Regions from separate parts of the Homo sapiens genome. Here region 2 is linked to region 1. A link is a loop called in an ENCODE intact Hi-C map of the cell type or tissue named here. Cell type or tissue: A673. All regions are shown on one strand. Links, peaks and the distances in the headings refer to the core of each region. The heading gives the core; the rest is flanking DNA.

The links. Peaks named below come from ENCODE experiments on the same cell type or tissue, not always from the same donor. Only the 100,000 strongest peaks of a DNase experiment are listed, where the experiment ranks them.
Region 2: it touches region 1 in a loop (2.8-fold over the local background); 2 of 110 quality-filtered maps call a loop at or near these places.

Annotation. Positions count from the first base shown.
Region 1 is chr19:30,781,030-30,789,361 of GRCh38, reverse strand. No RefSeq gene overlaps it. Among named protein-coding and RNA genes, the nearest start is that of ZNF536-AS1, 110 kb to the right of the region's middle. In A673, for the core only: CTCF peaks have their summits at 3,470 (motif pointing left) and 4,326 (motif pointing left); DNase peaks (open chromatin) are centred at 4,301 and 7,681; H3K27ac peaks cover 266 bases.
Region 2 is chr19:30,681,662-30,689,993 of GRCh38, reverse strand. It overlaps a transcript of ZNF536 not described here. Among named protein-coding and RNA genes, the nearest start is that of ZNF536-AS1, 16 kb to the right of the region's middle. In A673, for the core only: CTCF peaks have their summits at 3,487, 3,689 (motif pointing left) and 6,859 (motif pointing left); DNase peaks (open chromatin) are centred at 3,623 and 6,873; H3K4me3 peaks cover 993 bases; H3K27ac peaks cover 2,564 bases.

The sequences.
Region 1 (8,332 bases), core at 60-8,059:
GCTTCCTGTTTCTCTTTGAGTCAAACCTGAGTTGAAACATGATTTTATGTATGGTTTCCACCTCCACTCCACTCTTACTAGGCATTTTATTAGTTTAGTCATATTTACTGAAGTCACAGGGTCATGATGAGGGATCATTACAAGCAGCACCTTGTCTTGAACATCCATCCCATTCCATTCACTGCATTTGCTCTTGGGGGCACAGATATTTTCCTTGTACCACTTAGAGCAGCTTAACAGCCATCTCTGATTCTCTGCAGGTCTTTGGGGTTTTGCCCTTGAGGCCACACAACCAATCAATATTTTTCTTCTAATTAATACAGAGCTCTCCCCTTCAGATAGAATGCTTCTGAACCCTCTCACTCCATTTCTTACATGTCTCTCATGACAGCCTTTACACTGCAACTGGCTACATAAACAATCTGCATTTGGGACCTGCCACCCAAGAAGGGGACAAGCGTGTCACAAAAGCAGGTATGTTACTATTCACGTGTTTGGCCACTGCACCTTTTTTGAGCCTGAATGTGAGAGACGATGGGGACCCTGAATGAACCTCAGGCCAGAGACAAGACTTCCTGGACCAGCTCTTAGAACAGTTGGTTTGTGGGCTGCGTGAATGCAGCCCTGTCCGGTGGAGAAGCCCTGAGGATGAGGAGAAACAGCTCAGGATGCCATGTTCAAATCCAGAGAGTTGGTCTGTGAGCCTCACCAGGGCTGGGCAAGTTCCCCAACAGGCTTCTTCAGACCTTTAATGCCACAGCTCTCTGCAAGGCCTGGAAAACACTGATATCTCTTCCTCCCCTCCTGCTTTTCTCCCCCTAGAGGGCCCTCAGCTGGGCACATGGGTCCCCAGGCTCTGCAGGGAGCAAGGCAGGCCAGGACCTCCCCTTCCCGGGCCCAAGCTATTCTCCCCTAGGGCCTCAAACTTGCTTTCCTACTCCCAAGGGATGGCCCATTGCAGGGTGACCTCCAGAGACTCAGCAAACTTACAAGGGGGAAAAACACAGCCTGATACTTTAAGAAATGTACTCCAGAGCCTTTTGACTTTTAATTTTTTATTGCTGTTTCTGTCAATTCAGCAGGTTTCAAAGCTGTGGCTCTAGAACAAGGTGCTGCCAAGGAGTTCATTTATGATATCACCAATGATGATAGACTCCATCGTTTAAGCCTCTGCTTAGCTGCTGGGGATGAAGCTCTGTACCAGGCCTTTTACTTCCGCATATTATTTCATCTTTGCAATAGGTCTCCAAGGTCAGGGGCAAGGGGGAAGAAAGGTAAACCTATTTACAGTGGAGAAACTGAGGTTCAGAGAGGACCAGCACTTCTCCAGAGACCCATAGTCTCTTAGCTGCAAATGTCTGGTGCTTTCATTTAACTACTGGAGATTCAATGGGTTGGAGGAGTCTGTAGGGGGTTTCCGGTAGACCCTCCCTCAGCCAGGCAAGGAAAGCATCCTGTACTTGTGTCTCATGAAGGCGATTTTCTTCATCCAGTAGTGTAGCAGCTAAGCCTAGTGGATCAGTGGCTTTGCAACTCTCCACTATCAAAGGGTCAAATTTATCCCAGGATAGCTTCTCATCTCCAGGGGTGTCCAGACCCAGCTTTGTCCACAAAAGCTCACAGAATCTCCCTTGTGGCAGAAGGATGCCAGTGTAGACAGTGTGAGGATAAAGTGGAGGTCTGCATTTCCCAGCTGCTGGTTTTATTGAATTAGGTCATGACTGGTTCTAGTAGGACGGCTTTGGGGCAGAGGGATATTTTCATATTTTTCATTTCATTTCCTTCATTCCTTCCTTCCTTCCTTTTTTTTTTTCTTTTCAGACAGAGTCTTGCTCTGTCACCCAGGCTGGAGTGCAGTGGCACAATCTCGGCTCACTGCAACCTCTGCCTCCTGGGTTCAAGTGATTATCATGCCTCAGCTTCCCAGGCTGGGAGTACAGGGATGTCCCAACACACCCAACTAATTTTTGTATTTCTAATAGACAATGGGTTTCACCATTTTGGCCAGGCTGGTCTCAAACTCTTGACGTCAAATGATCCGCCCACCTCGGCCTCCCAAAGTGCTGGGATTATAACAGTGAGTCACCGCCCACCCTCATATTTTTTCAGTTTGAGGTCTTAAGCGAACAGAAGAGAAGCACATCCCTGCAAACCATTCAGCACCATTCTGTGGGGCACCTGAAATAAAGGACCAAGGGACAGAAGCCCAAGGCCCATGGTAGGAAATCTGAGACTGCCCCCATGGAAGAGAGGGCTTTAGCGGACCCCAGTGGATCCAGAGGCCAGTCTAGCTAACCTCACATGGTCAGCGAACCCTTGAGACCCCTGTTCCCCTTCCCACCCCCCTCCTTGGCCCCCATCAGTACACTTTGTACTTGGGTGCTTCACGGGGAGCTCCTGCTTTCTACAAAGCACATCAACGGCCTGGGAAAGAGCCTTTGTTCCACCTCAGCCCCAAAGGAAAATCGTGTTGCAAGGGGTTTCCCTGTATATGATAATGGTTAACACAAACAGAAATGATCTCAGCCATCATGGAGTCTACAGTCTAGTAGAAAAAGATAAACACCTACCCATTCACGCCCACACACACACACACACCACTTAAATAAGCTAAGTTACACTTGTGATGTGTGCTATGAAGGAAATAACTGGTGTTGCCAGGCCAAGAGGGAGAGGGTATGAAATGAGTTTGTAGACACAGGCAGGGGCCAGGTCCTTGGGAACTTTGTAGAATGCAGTGAGAAGCTTGGATGTCACCTGATGTGTATGTAGCAGGAAGGTGCTGATGGATTTTAAATAGGAGATAACATGATTCAATTGATGGTTTCAGAAAAGCATTCTGGCTGCTGAATGGAAAATGGATTGAATCACCCTGGTATGGAGGTGAACACCTGCTATAGTGATGGGGCAAAGTGTAATAGAGTCTGAGGAAGGATGGGAGCAGCTAAGATGGGGAGAAATAGAGAGGTTCAAGACGAGTTTTTAAAACAGAAGAGGGAAGACTTGCTGAGGAGTTGGATGTGGGAGTAAGAGAAAGGAAAAACTCAAGGATATCTGGCTTAACCAATGTGGTGGATGATGGTGATGTCTACTGAGATGAAAAGCTATAGGGAAATATGTTAATTTGTATTGTTGCAAAGCAATTTATCACAAATCTCATGACTTAAAGCAACACAGATGTATGAGCTCACGGTTTCTATCGGTCAGTCTCTGGGCACAGGGTCTCATGGAGCTTCCATCAGGGTGTCAGCCAAGCTGTGGTTGTCATCTGGAGAGTTCTCTTTGAAGCTCACTATTGTTGTCAGAGTTCGGCTTCTCGTGGTTGTAGGACAGAAGTCTCAATCTGATTACCGCTCCAGGCCACAGATCATGCTCAGCTCCTAGAGGCCACTCCTGGAGCCTCATCAACAGCACTAAAAACCTCCTTTGAGTTGAGTTTTTCTGAACTCTTCTGCCACCAACTGGAGAAATCTCTCTACTTTTACAGTTCTCACTGGATTAAGTTAGTCCCACCTGAATAATCTCCCTTTATTAAACTCAACTGTGCTGTATAGCATAACCTAATCATCAAAAGAAGATCCATGGCACTCAGAGACCCAGGGATCATACAGGGCATGTGCACGAGAGGAGTGAGAAACTTTGGGGATGTCTTAGAATTCTACCAGTCACATGGGGGTGGTTGGGGCTGGATTATGAGTTATGAGTTCAGTTTCGGATGTGGTAATCTTGATAGGATTGCCACACAGCCAGAGTGAAATAAGAAAAGTCAAGGTTGGATACACAAGCCAGGTCTGGACTAAAACTATACATTTGGGAGCAGTCATTATGTTAAAACTGGGATAATGGGTGGGCTTACCTGAGAGAGAGTGTGGGTAGGACTGAGTTTTTAGGAACTCAACATTTGGAGGTTGAGTGGAAGAGGGGGATTGAACCAACATGGAGCCAGGGAGGGAACGTGCGTGTGCATAAGGTGGGAGTAGGATTTCCATCTAAGGAAACACACAAAAAACATCTATTGGATTGGTGGACGTCATGGAGGTTACTGGGGACATTCACCAAATGAATATTTGACAGTGTGGCGAGATGCAAACTGGATTAGGGTGGGGTGGAGAGTGAAGGTGTTCGTAGGTAGATGGGCATGGTCCAAGGGGGTAGAATATCCACCCTGCAAGGTGCCAGAGGGGACCCCGAATGAGGCCATGGCCTTGAGAACAAGAGAGAGATGGGATTGAGGATGCATGGGGAGGGATTGGCCTTAGACATGAAGAGGGACGCTTCCTCTCTCAGAGTCCCATCAGTGCGGAGGCCAAGCTGGGGCGCCATCTGGTGGTAGGGGAAGAAAATGAGACTCCTTACAAGGCCTCTGCTTTTCTTGGTGGTACTTGAGGCCAGCTTTCATTGGTTGTGCAGGGAGGGTTGGGAGCAGGCCGGAGGTTAGGTGAGAGGGCTTCAGGTGGAATTGTTGAGAGTAGGAACAACTTTTCCGGTAGAAACTGGACTGCAGGCATGCGTGAGTTTGGAGCTGAGAACCCATTCGAGGAAGCCTTCTTAACCAGTCTTCTGACCACAGGCAGGGTCACATGGATCCTGGAGGCCTCCTTTACCCACCAGCTCTACTCTCCACGGCAGAGCTTTACATGCCCCAGTGTGCATACATTCTTCCTTCTCACTTCCGCATATGGATGGAAGCTCCTGGAGTAAGGAATTGTGTATCTTCTACCCAGGATGGACTGCTGCATCCGACCACAACAGTTGCTAATTAAATGTTTCCTTAACTGAATTAATGAAGACCCAAGGGGAGAACAGATGCTGATGGTGGTGGATGCGTCCAGAACCCGCTGGTAACAAGCATGGCCCCATCGTGGCTTTCCTTTGGCCAGCCAGGGCAGGACAGAGATCCCTGGCGCCTTCAAAGGAAGACTGCCTCTATTAGTGGGATGCTGGGGTGTAATCCTAATTTTCAGATCCACACATTTTGTGTGTGGATTCATGGTTTTGTACTGAAGCCCAAATGAGCAGAAATACCCAGGGGGAATATCTAAAATATAAGCTTGTTATTAAGAGTAAATAAACCCACACAAACCCCGCACCAACCGGCTGTCTCTCCAAGTCAGTGGGAAGCAGGATGGCTTAGGAAGGAGCCACAGCTGAGCCTTCTCCGTGAGCTGGGCCATGCAGCACTGCCAGTTCCCAAGGCTGGTGAGCCGTCCATGCGTCCCGCCACCTGATGGCCATTCACGCAGAATCCCAGTGCCCCATCCTGCTGCTCTGTGACCATCTAGACATAGTTTCCAGCAACACCAGCTTGTTTCCTTAGCACAGGCTCCTTCGGACCCCCCTAGTCCCCAGCAGAGCTGCCCCATCCAGCTCTAAGTGAAGGGGTCCCTTTATCTCGGGCAGAGGAGACAGAAAGAGAAGGAGACCTGAGGAGGTGTATGGAGGAGACACAGAGAGACAGACAGAGCAGGACAGCAAACAGCTGAGCAATATGAGAAAGCTTAGAGCTGGGCAAGAAAGACCTGAGTTCTCCTGCTGGATCCACACTTTCTATGCATCGTGAGCAAGCCCCTAAGTCCCTTCCTCCCTCTGAACTTCAGCTACCCCAACCAGATGAAGATTTTAAGGCTCCTCACAGCTCTAACAGCTATCACACGGGGGAGAGGCAGGCCATAGATTAAGAGCAAAGAGGCAGAGAGAGAGACAAAGGTCAATAAAGATGGCAATTCATGCTGTAAATGCCCATGCCCTGTAATGCTGACTAAGGCACATGGTCTCTTACTCTGACCAGAGCAACTCCAGTACCAAAGAAGAAGATACCCCCATTCTGTCTGGTTCAAACAATAAGAACTTTTATATCCCATAAAATAAGAAGTCCAGAAACAGCCAGGACTCTGGAGTTTGATGATTTTGTCACTCAGGGAGTCCTCATTGCCCAGGGACCTTTCATCGCACCGTTCTGTCCTCCCAGCACACCCAGATTTTGGTGTCAAGATCACTTTCCTCGAGTCTCAAGATGGCTGGCTCTCAATGTACAAAAGTCACATGTAGAAATAATAAGGTCCAGAAGAAGAAAGGGTTTGCCTCTCTCTTATATCTCCTTTTAGGAGCAAGGGAACCTTTTGTAGAAGCCCCTTATCTTCTGCCCCACTCCTGGCTGACTTAAGTCTCACTGGCCATAAGGAAGACCTATTTCTCTTTCTATGCCAATGAATGTCTTGGGAGCTGAGGTTAATTTTCACAATTGGTTTACTTTTATCAAATCAGAGAGGATGGATGGTGAGGAGTTCATCATCAAGACTCCTACAAGACTACATTCACAGTAGAGCACTTTTGGACCAAGAAGGGTGGCTTGGTGAGATCTGGGGTGACATCTGAGCAGGTAATAGCCTTTGCTGGTAAGGTGATGCTTTGCAACCAATGCAGCTTCTGAAAGTCTTCTTTGGCTGTGGGCTTTCTGGATGACCCTGAGAACTCCTGTCTTCTTTCCAGACCTGTTTCCCCTCTAAGCAAGAAGGCATAGGCAAGGGTATCTCTAAGGCTGATAACATCAGACATGAAGTAAGTTTGTGGCTGAAGTATGCATCCTCATTTATGATCATCAGAACAGTCCGGAAAAAAAAAAAAAAGAAAAGAAGAGAAACTTCATGTAGACTTGAAGGACTTAAGGAAGAACACAGGAGATGCAAGAAGGAAAATTACCCACGCCTCACTTCATTTTTCTTCATTAGGGTTACTTACACACAAGAATGACCAGGAAAAGGCAGGCCAGTGTCAATGGTGGGTATGGGGCCCTGAATCCATCTAGAGCCTTGGCCATAAGTGGTGGGAGAGGCAGGCGAGACTAACATAGGTAAAGAAAGGGAATGCGTTGGTTCATATGACCACAGGGTATGACAGTCAAGGGAGCATGGTTCCCCCAAGGGAAATTCAGGATTCTGTGACCTAAAGAAAGACAATATGTGTGGGATGGGAGGAAAACAGTCCATGGACATTCATGTAATGGGACTTTAATTGTTCCAAACATTTAATATCCCCCAGGCCGTGGTATGCTTAGGCACAATTTTGCACCAGTTTTCCAGCTTCTCAAGGGGAGAAACATGCTTGAGACTGAACTCTCTTAAGAGGGACATGGGGAGGCCACTTGGACAATCATGGGAGTGAATTCTGAGGTCAGCCCTCCTATTGAACACCCATGAGAGGCCAGCAGCCCTCCTGTTTTCTGTGGTTCTCCCATGAGAATTCTCAGAGAGGAGATTTAGACCCAATAACAGATGAAAGCCACCCTAGTAGTATGGCAAGTTGAAGATGAACATGTGCAAACATAAGTTCATGGCAGGGTTCTGTCTGCCCCACCCCAACCCCCACCCCAAGGAGTGAGGCCAGGCCCCCCCCCCAACCCCACCCAGGGCACCTCCTGCACCTTGAGGGGGAATGAGACCCATGCACATGGAGCGAGGGGTGGCTGGCATGAGGCCACCCAGAGGGGCGAGCCTCTTTCCTCAGGCTCCTGACTAAGCCTTGCTTTGGCCACAGCTGGACTCCTGGGACCAGGACGAAGTCTGGCAAAGTGGCAATGCGCGCGGGGGCTGGGTGTGGACGGGAAGGACACAGAACGCTTTGTAAGCACATCTGGGCCGCTCTGCAGGAAGAAGCTGCTGACAGACTGTTTGCCAATAAAGAAAGTTGCACAGCCTAATAAGAATCAGATGGCTCCTCCAGCCCATCTCCATCCTGGCTGTGCTTTGCAGGATGTACCTAGGCGGGGCCAGGCAGCTCTTCCCCTGGGAGACCCAATACAGTGGAGTCTTGTGGCTCCTTCCATCAGCTGAGAGCCAGGAAGTCTCTGTCCCTTCTGTGCTCTGGTCCAAGTCATTCAGAAGCACTACCTCCAAAGCTCTGGCCCATCCAACTGCCTTCTATTGGGCCATTGTTTGATTAGTGTATGGCTGTACAGGGCTGGAGTCTCCCATGCCCAGAACCAGCCTGCCCATTATCTCACATGGTCATCTTTCCAAGGTGACTTCTGGAAGCGGGTTTTGTCTTTTCAACAAAATCAGATTTCAAGTCTGCTGGAGGCAGGGTCCCATCCTGCATTTCTGCCTCCTGCCTGGTCAGAGGACTGAGCACGAAAGCATCCCTCAAAGGGCTCTGTGGGTCCATCCACAGTTCCAGCAATCCCATCTGATAGTGGGTACAGAACCCCCCAGCACAAAAGCAGACAAGAAGCCAACACTAACCCATTGACTGGCAGGAGGGAAAAGGGGGGCCACCAAAAATCCTCAGGATCCATGATTTTGAAACTTAAACTGTGAAACTTCCTATAATCAAATAC
Region 2 (8,332 bases), core at 305-8,304, 100 kb after region 1:
GAGGGTGCCTCACTGGCATTCAAACAACCAGATGTTTATTTTATTTTGTTAAAATCCATGATGCCAAATGAAAAGCCACGCTGAAATTTTCACTTTCTGGTATCTAGCAACAAAATCTAATTCTGTTTCTTGCAGCCTTCAGGAACAAGCCTGTGTACCTGTTTTTTTATTCTTCTCTTTATTTTCACCATTAATGCCACCATTGTCTTCTCTCACACATGCAGCAGACTTTATAATTCACTAGGAGCTTTTGCCCTCCCTGTTCCACGGGACACACGGGAACGCTGTCTCAGGAAGGCATTTGCCCCCAGATGGTCCTGGTCCCTGCTGGTCACTCCAAACATGACAAGTGCATCCATGTCTCTTCCCAAGGCCAGGGCCATGTACCTTTGAGAGGGAATCTCCTCATTTTGATAACATTTCCTGACAATCACATTGTCCCAGGAATAGCCACAACCCATCAGAAATCTTACCCAAATAAACGAGTTTTCTAAACTCTCTCCCCTCCCAAAATGATTTAGAAAACTGAAAAAGGAAAGCAGCAATGAGCATTTCCTGAAAGAAAATGTTCCTGTTTGGACAGGGTATGCTGCCTATACATCCCCTCTGCCCTCACAGACGGACATGTTTTTGGCATTTGAGCTCTTACTGTGATCAGGTATTGTACACAAATCAATGTCTCATTGAATCTTCAAAACAACAGGATAATATCCAGTGTTAGGTTAGCGTAAAGCTCCAAATAATTCCAGATGCAGGCAGACAGGTTCAAGAAGGAAGGAGAACATTTTGTTCTCAGCTTTGGAGGCAGACAGCTCTCTACCTTCAGCTCTTAACAGCTGCGTAGCCTGGAACAAGTCCCTCTTTCCTTCCAAAGCCTCAGTTTTCTCATCTGTGAAAGGGGCTCAGGCTAGTGCCTCTCTCCGAATGGATGGCCAGGTCTAAGGGGATGACACACATCGAGAGCTCAGCACAGAATGTGGAGCAGAGCGGGCCAATATTGTCAAAGGCTATGGCCATAAATATTGGCTGCTGTTATTCAGGGGAGGCCAGGTCCCTGGAGGCTCAGACCACCCTCTCTGCAGCCAGTCCCCAGGAGGTGAAACATCTCCAGCCCAGAGCGCTACCAGGAGGGCCAGCCAGGGTGATGTGTAGGCTCCCATGCTCTGAGCTTAGCCCCAACACAGAGTTTCCCCCAGTAAGAGCCAGAGCTACCCACTCGCCTTAGAAGCAACTCAGCTCCTCTCAGGCACACACTTAAATGAAATATGGGAGTCCATCAGTATTAAGTGGGGGTTTCAAAAGCTGTAGTAAGAAAATTAAAGCAACCATGTGAGAGTGTTTTATGCATGTGGGATAACTGCCTTTTGATATAGCTTTTTACTACACATTTGATATTATGGATCCATAACAGATAAATGTGTATCGCGGAATATATAAAAGTGCCAACAATTGTCAATATGCATTCACACGCTGTATTAAGAATATTCTATAAAAGACTCTCAAAATATGATGGATGTAGATAACTAAGTGAGTGATGCTGCTGATGAAAATTTGGAGAAAGTGCATCTTAAGCCCTAAGGAGGTTTATTAGACACAGCAGCCGAAACTCAGCTGACATTTACAAAAGTCCCTTGACACTCAGAACAAAGAGTCCTCACGCACACACTCTCCTCAAAGCAAGGACTCAAAACACACATGAAAACGAAATACAGAAATTCCAAAATCGAGGCTCAGGTGCTGGGAAGGAGAGATCCGGGCACCTGAGTTATTAATCCAGAACAAATGTGGATGTTGATTCTCCAGACACTTGTGAGGCCCCCTGCACAGCCCTGGGCAGGAGATGGGAGGTGGACTGAACCGGTGGGGCTCAGCCCTCCAATCTCTAATCTCCGTGTTTTCTGGGTGTTTAATCCTCAGAATGAATTTGAAACTCAGGCTTGGTTTGTTTTGCTGCCTGCCCTTTTTTTTTTTTTTTTAGCAGTCATAAACACATTGTTATGCTCTTTTTTAAAAAATAAAGTAAAACATTTGCAGCTTCTCTACACGTAATAAAATCAATCTTTTGCCCAGTGCATTAAGTGAAATAGCATGTCCCCAGAAAATACGTAATAGTCAGTGTGTTCAAGAATCATGCAAATAAAAGTTTTTTTTAAAAAAATCCAAAGGTCAGAATGAAATACTAGGCATATTCTATAAAATAGACATAAATATTTGTGTGTATTTTATACAGCAGGAGGCCTGAAAGTGCTCCCTCAAAATGCATGCTGAAATTCCTAAGCTGCAATGCCTTTCTTTGCTGAAAATTTGATTTGTTTATGAAGTCTCCCTGTTTCCCTGACATATAGATATTATACACATCGACAGTAAATAGACCTTTTTTAATTGAGCTCATAGGTTGAAAGTGAACGTGACCTTGAGTTTACACTGATAGTGATTATTTATAATAAGAGATTTAGCCACCGACTTCCCTTTTGTATGGGAAGGGCTTACTTTATCAACGGACCATATTTAAGTAAATAGTGCCAAGTAAAATAAATTCAGCTTTAAAGATAAATATCTCTCCCTGTGTCGGACGTGGGCAGCAGAACGCCCCTTTGATGCCCCGTCCTGTACACTAAGAAGGGAGCCCAGTAGAGTGAGAGCTCGAATTCATCAAAGTTCAGATTTGACTGGTTTCTCATGAGCCACATGTGGGAATGTAGCAAATCTGCAATTTATTTAATTTTAATTAAATTTTGTTTCACATCCTGTTTTGCAAGTCAGCAAGATGGGCTAGATTTGCCAAAAAGAGGATGAAATAAAGAAGGGAAGGAAGTTCCCCGGCCCAGGCATGCATTTGCAGCCCCGCGTCTGCCCGGCCGGGCTGAAGCCTTTCTTTGGAATACACAACTCTGTCTGTACAGCCTGTCTTGCCCACAGTATCACAGTCTTGCTATCTCCTCGCTGAAGGGCCTATTTGTCTGCTTTAAGTGAAATCACTCAATTCTCAAAAGTCAGTGGAGGACTTTAGAAGGGGGAGGGATCGGATAGGCTACTCCAAATAAGTTCCATTAATCAAAAGACACAGTGTAATGTAACTAATATTTTACAATTAGGGGAGACAGGATGGAACTAAAAGCCATCTATCTCTCTTATACCACATGATCATCGATTCATAATCGGAGACTGAGAGTTGCACAAAGATGCATTTACTGGATGGGGGGAGTGGGGGGAGGGCTGGCCTGAGCCGAGATAATGAAGGCGATGAGAGTGTGCGACGCTGAAGGCTGAGGAGAGATGACAGAGGAGCTCAATGCTGACGGATGACATGAAGACGCGCGCAGATACCTGACAGCCCGCGGGAGCCGGCGGGCTCCTTCCCCGCCATTATATCCTCAATTATCTTGGTAAGGGACTAAGAGGGAGGACGAAGAGCAGGCTGGCTGAGCACGGCAGCCACTTGGCACTGGGCCACTGGGCCACGGTGCCACGGTGCCAGGGGAGGCCACCGCGCCCTGTGTGAGCCCCACTTGGGGGGGCTGCAGCTTCCATTGTCAGTGCCCCTGGGTGTGCACACACACATACACACTCACAGGGTGGGGGACACACAACGGGGATGCCCGCGGCTCCATCTGGTTTGTAATAAAATTCCTAACTCTTCTAAGGGAGTCATTTTTTTTCTTTCACTGCCACCTTCAGGAAAAAAACAGAGTTGGCCCTTTGCAAAAGAAAAAAAAAAGTGTGTGTGTGTGTTGGGGGTTGATTCCTGGGAGTTGGGGGGTGCTCGCTGCTACTGCAGAATGAGCTGGCTAGAGACAGCTCACACTCCCAAAATGATCTTCACAGAACTCTGCAAATGAGGACTGCAAGGAGGGAAAGGAGCTGTGGGGAGTAAATGCAGAAGCTGAGAACGTGAGAGAGGGAAGGGGCAAAGAAGTTGTGCAGGCCCTTTCCTGGGCACAGGGATTCAGACATCACACCCTGGAGAAAGTTTCTCTGGCCCCTGCCCCATCTTCAGCCATTGCCACAGACTGGGGTCTTCCCCACCCAGACATTTTCTACCTTGCTCCATTATTTCTTTGCAGAGATACAGATGGCCTCACGCAAATGCTCATGTAGCCTGTCTTCCGAACAAAGAAAAACAAATGACGTTCCAGGAGGCAGAGTAACTTGGGATCTCAGCAACGTGGCAGGACCGTGGGGCAGGTGGTGGAGCTGACAGCGTCCCAGCCCATGATGGAGGGGAGGACGGCGGCAGCGGCTGGGACGGTGCCCCCATCCCCCTGGTTGCCTCTGCACGGGGCCATTTCTTTAATATACAGTACTATAGTGACAGATTATGTAATATGTACAAATCCCATATTGAAGCCAGAGGTCCAGAGAAGCCATGATTTTTATGGCATTTATTTTTTTAAAATCGTGACTTGGCTACAGAGTGTGTTCCCTGGTGAAGCTGCCCTGACTTTTTCCTCCCAATCCATCCCTTCCGTCTCTACCTCCCTGGGTTCCATGGGCCCTGTTTGCAAGGAGCCAAGCTGGATGGGGATACCAGAGTTTGGTTTCCCTGCAAAGCATCAAGAAGGCTTGTTTCTATGAATGTGTCTGTGCACACACACACACCCCACACCTACAAATAAAAACACTCCCGCTGTAAGAGCCCACAGATATCCAGAAAGAGTCTCTCCATCAGCTCAGATGGGGCTACCTCGAGGACTTGTTCTAAAGCCCCCTACTCACTGTCATTGCATCCCTGTGGAAGATGAAGCATGGGAGACAGGGGTGCAGTCGCACCCTCAGAGCAGAAAATCCAGAGACCCCAAGGGCTCAGATGGGACACACCCAAACCCCTTTGGTGTTTTACCCAATTCTTCCAAAGGATTTGATAAAGACCCCTCCCCCCACCAACACAAAGTTATCCAAAAGGATAAGGGGGCTCTGATCATCTGAGGAAGCTGTTGAGTCCAATCTGGTAGGCTAATCAGAGGGCAGAGGTATTAAGTACAATTCACTTGCGTGGCCTGAGTAGCTGTAATTGAGACAACCCCCTCCCACATAACCCCCTGGAAGACGCACTGAAAACATAAGTGGCCCCAGTAGGCTAAGTTTGAGTGTCCCAGACATAAATAGGGTGCAACTGCATCTGCCCTCGGAGGCTTGGTAAGGGCCCTTGGCTGTTCAGCCCGGGATCAGGTCCCGACCGCTGCCCATGTCCCGCCCCCTGCGTCAATCAGCCCCTATAAAGTCATGCTGTGAAGCAACAGCCCCCTCCCTTGCCTGAACCAAAGATTCCCTGGTTTACATGCAGAACCTCTAACACAGAATGACCGAACCAAGCCATCGGTGGATAAGATAAAGCAGGAAAGCAAACCAAAGCCAAGCCTGTAAAAATGGAGTTCCAGGAATCAAATCGGTGCACATGGTTTTAACCTTTCTATTGCCATGATTTTGCCCTTAAGCAAAAATGAGAACTAAGAGTTTTCAGGTAAAGTGAACTTCCTTACCAAAACCTGGACCGTGAATCCATGGAAAGTTGACGTGTTGTCTTTAGAAGCAGTTTATGCATTAAGATTTTTGTGAGGCCAAGACGCGGTGGCTCAAACCTGTAATCCCAGCACTTTGGGAGGCCAAGGCGGGCGGATCACTTGAGCTCAGGAGTTGGAGGCCAGCCTGGGCAACATAGTGAAACCCCATCTCCACCAGAAACACAAAAAAATTAGCCAGGCATTGTGGCATGCATCTGTCGTCCCAGTTACTCAGGAGGCTGAGGTGGGAGGATCACTTGAGCCCAGGAGGCAGGGGTTGCAGTAAGCCGAGATTGTACCATTGCACTCGAGCCTGGGTGACAGAGTGAGACCCCATCTCAAATATATATATGTATATATGTGTGTGTGTGTGTACATGTGAGTCATTGTTGATCTTGGTTCTTTTACTTGTGGTTTGACCAAATGCAGGACAGGAAAGATAGATAATTTTCCAAGAAGATTTCTAAAGAGAGATATTCTTGGAGAAAAATATATGAGTGATCGGTTACAAGCTTGTCTTAATGTATCAAAAAAAGCAATACTAAAGGCATGAATTCTTAACTGATTGATGAATAAAGGTATGATTCCATGTTGCTCTGATTAACCTAGCTATGTTGATGGACAAGAAATGTGAGTTGAGCATGTCTAAGGTACAGCCCCTCCTGTCTAAGGTGTTACAGAATGGGATGAAGTGGAGTGGGTGATAGTTGAGTAGGCTGTTTCCTTTCCCAAAGGTTCTGAGAAATCCAATGTGTTGTTATTATGGGTGTGGCCACACGCTTCTTTGGTTCCTGCATTAGAAAGGTCATGTCTTTGAAAAGATATTTAGTGAGCAATTTCATTCCCCTTTACAGGGACATCCAGTTTTCAAATACTGCTAAGCCTTGACAGCGTAGAAGGCAGGCAGAAACCATCAGAGGGAAAAAGAGAAAAAAAAAAAATCCGCTCAGGTTATCCTCCTAGTCCCAGATGAGGTGGGCTGGCAGCTACTAAAAATTAAACAGAAGAGGTTTTCCAAATGCAAACAGAACATATCCGCAATCATAGAAACAGCTCTAACACCATAACACTCCTTGAACTCCAAACAAATTATTTGGGAGGATATTAAGCCTGGAAGGTCTTTCAAATTCCTTTATTAGAAAGGAGATTACTTAGAGCTCATGGTCAAATCACATACAATTTGACCCAATTCTTTTCCACCCTTTCACATCATTTGATATTAGGCAGAAACTATTGTTCAAATGCAGAAATTCATTATCCTCTTCTCCAGCCAAGGCCAGGCTGAGAAAATTCCCCGAGACCCGGCTTTCAACCCTGCCTCGCAGCCATAAAGGTGGTCTTTCGCGCCACCTAGAGGGCAGCCGGAGGCACGGCGCGTGAGTCACTCGGAGGAAAATTAAATACAGCTGAATAATTGAATGAGAGGGCAAGTTGAATCAGGGGTCACCATCTGTTTGACTAGAATTGTTGGCACATTTCAGCTAAGCCTCGCGCGCCTCGTAAACATGCTTACAGTTATCATAGCTCGCATTGCCCTAAAATAAAAGAAAATTGGTCCTAAAATAAGCCTGAACTAATTAAACATATACCATCTTGTCGTCATGGAGACCAGAGTGAAGGTCACCAGCTTCTCATGGCATTCAGGAGGGTGCTGGTGCCAAAAAGAGACGGGTGATTCTTTCCACTCCCGGGGAGAGGGCACCTCCGGGGCCAGAGGTGCTGCCTGGATGGAGGGTGTTGGGGGAGAGAGGGTGCCACCACCCCGTTCTTCATCCCTCATTTCCCCTCCGGGCTGAGGGGAGGCAGAGAGGGAGGGCAGGAAAGCAACGACACCATCTCTGCAGATCCAGGAAGCAGCGTCAGGAGGGACCGTGAGCTGCCCCCTGCCAACGTTACTTAATATTATGCCCATTTGGCAGATTTTCCCTGGGGATGGAGGTGGGGAAGGCACCCTTCCAAAGAAAGGGGTGTCGTATCTGAATTGCCTCCTTCTGCCAGCTTGATCCGAGAGCTGGTCCTCTACCAAGAATCTCGATGCGGCTGGTCGTGCATTTGTGTGCGTGTGTGTGAATTACACTGTATGCTGTGTGCACGCGCGACCAGCACAAATGTATATTCTGGGAGAGAAACCAATTCGAACGGTACATCTCATCATGTCTCTTATAGATTCCTCCTTTCTTGGGGAAACACATCCTCGCCTCGAGTCCTCAGCACGCAGCAGCTTCATCTTGGGGGTTACTGAGGACAGGCTGTATGCAAACCCAAAACTTGCAGAGTTCGAGAGATACCATTAAGATTTCATCCCCTTGCCTGGCTGGGTCAGAACCCAGTGAGCTCCTTGGTTTGGAGATTTGAAGATGCAGCTTTTTGGCCCCTGGTGGTCCGCAAGCCCCTCCCTCGTTGTTCTCCTTCCTGGGCCATAAAGGCAATACAGGCCTCTTTCTCTTGTCCCCCTACCCTGCTAAGCTGGGACTGCCCTCCCTTTTTTCCTTCCCATTTGCACTGTCGATTATGCACAAATCGCTTACGGAAGACACAGTGGAGTGACCCCAACTTCAGGGAAGCCTCCTCCAGGGACACAATTAACGTCTGTTGGAGCCCACGTTGGCTGGGCTGACACCATTGCGGATTCCAGAGGGGCTGTTCTCTCCAGCGTGGCGGAGATGTCATTGGGGAAGGGGGGCTACCCAGAGACCAGAGGGTGGAACTGGACCTGGAGGACTGGAGCCACTTCTGCTCCTAAGTAATTAGGACCCATCAAATGAGGCTGCTCGGCACCAGCCTCCCGCCTGGTAAACCAGTCTGCAGCGTGGCTTCCTAGAATCCAAATT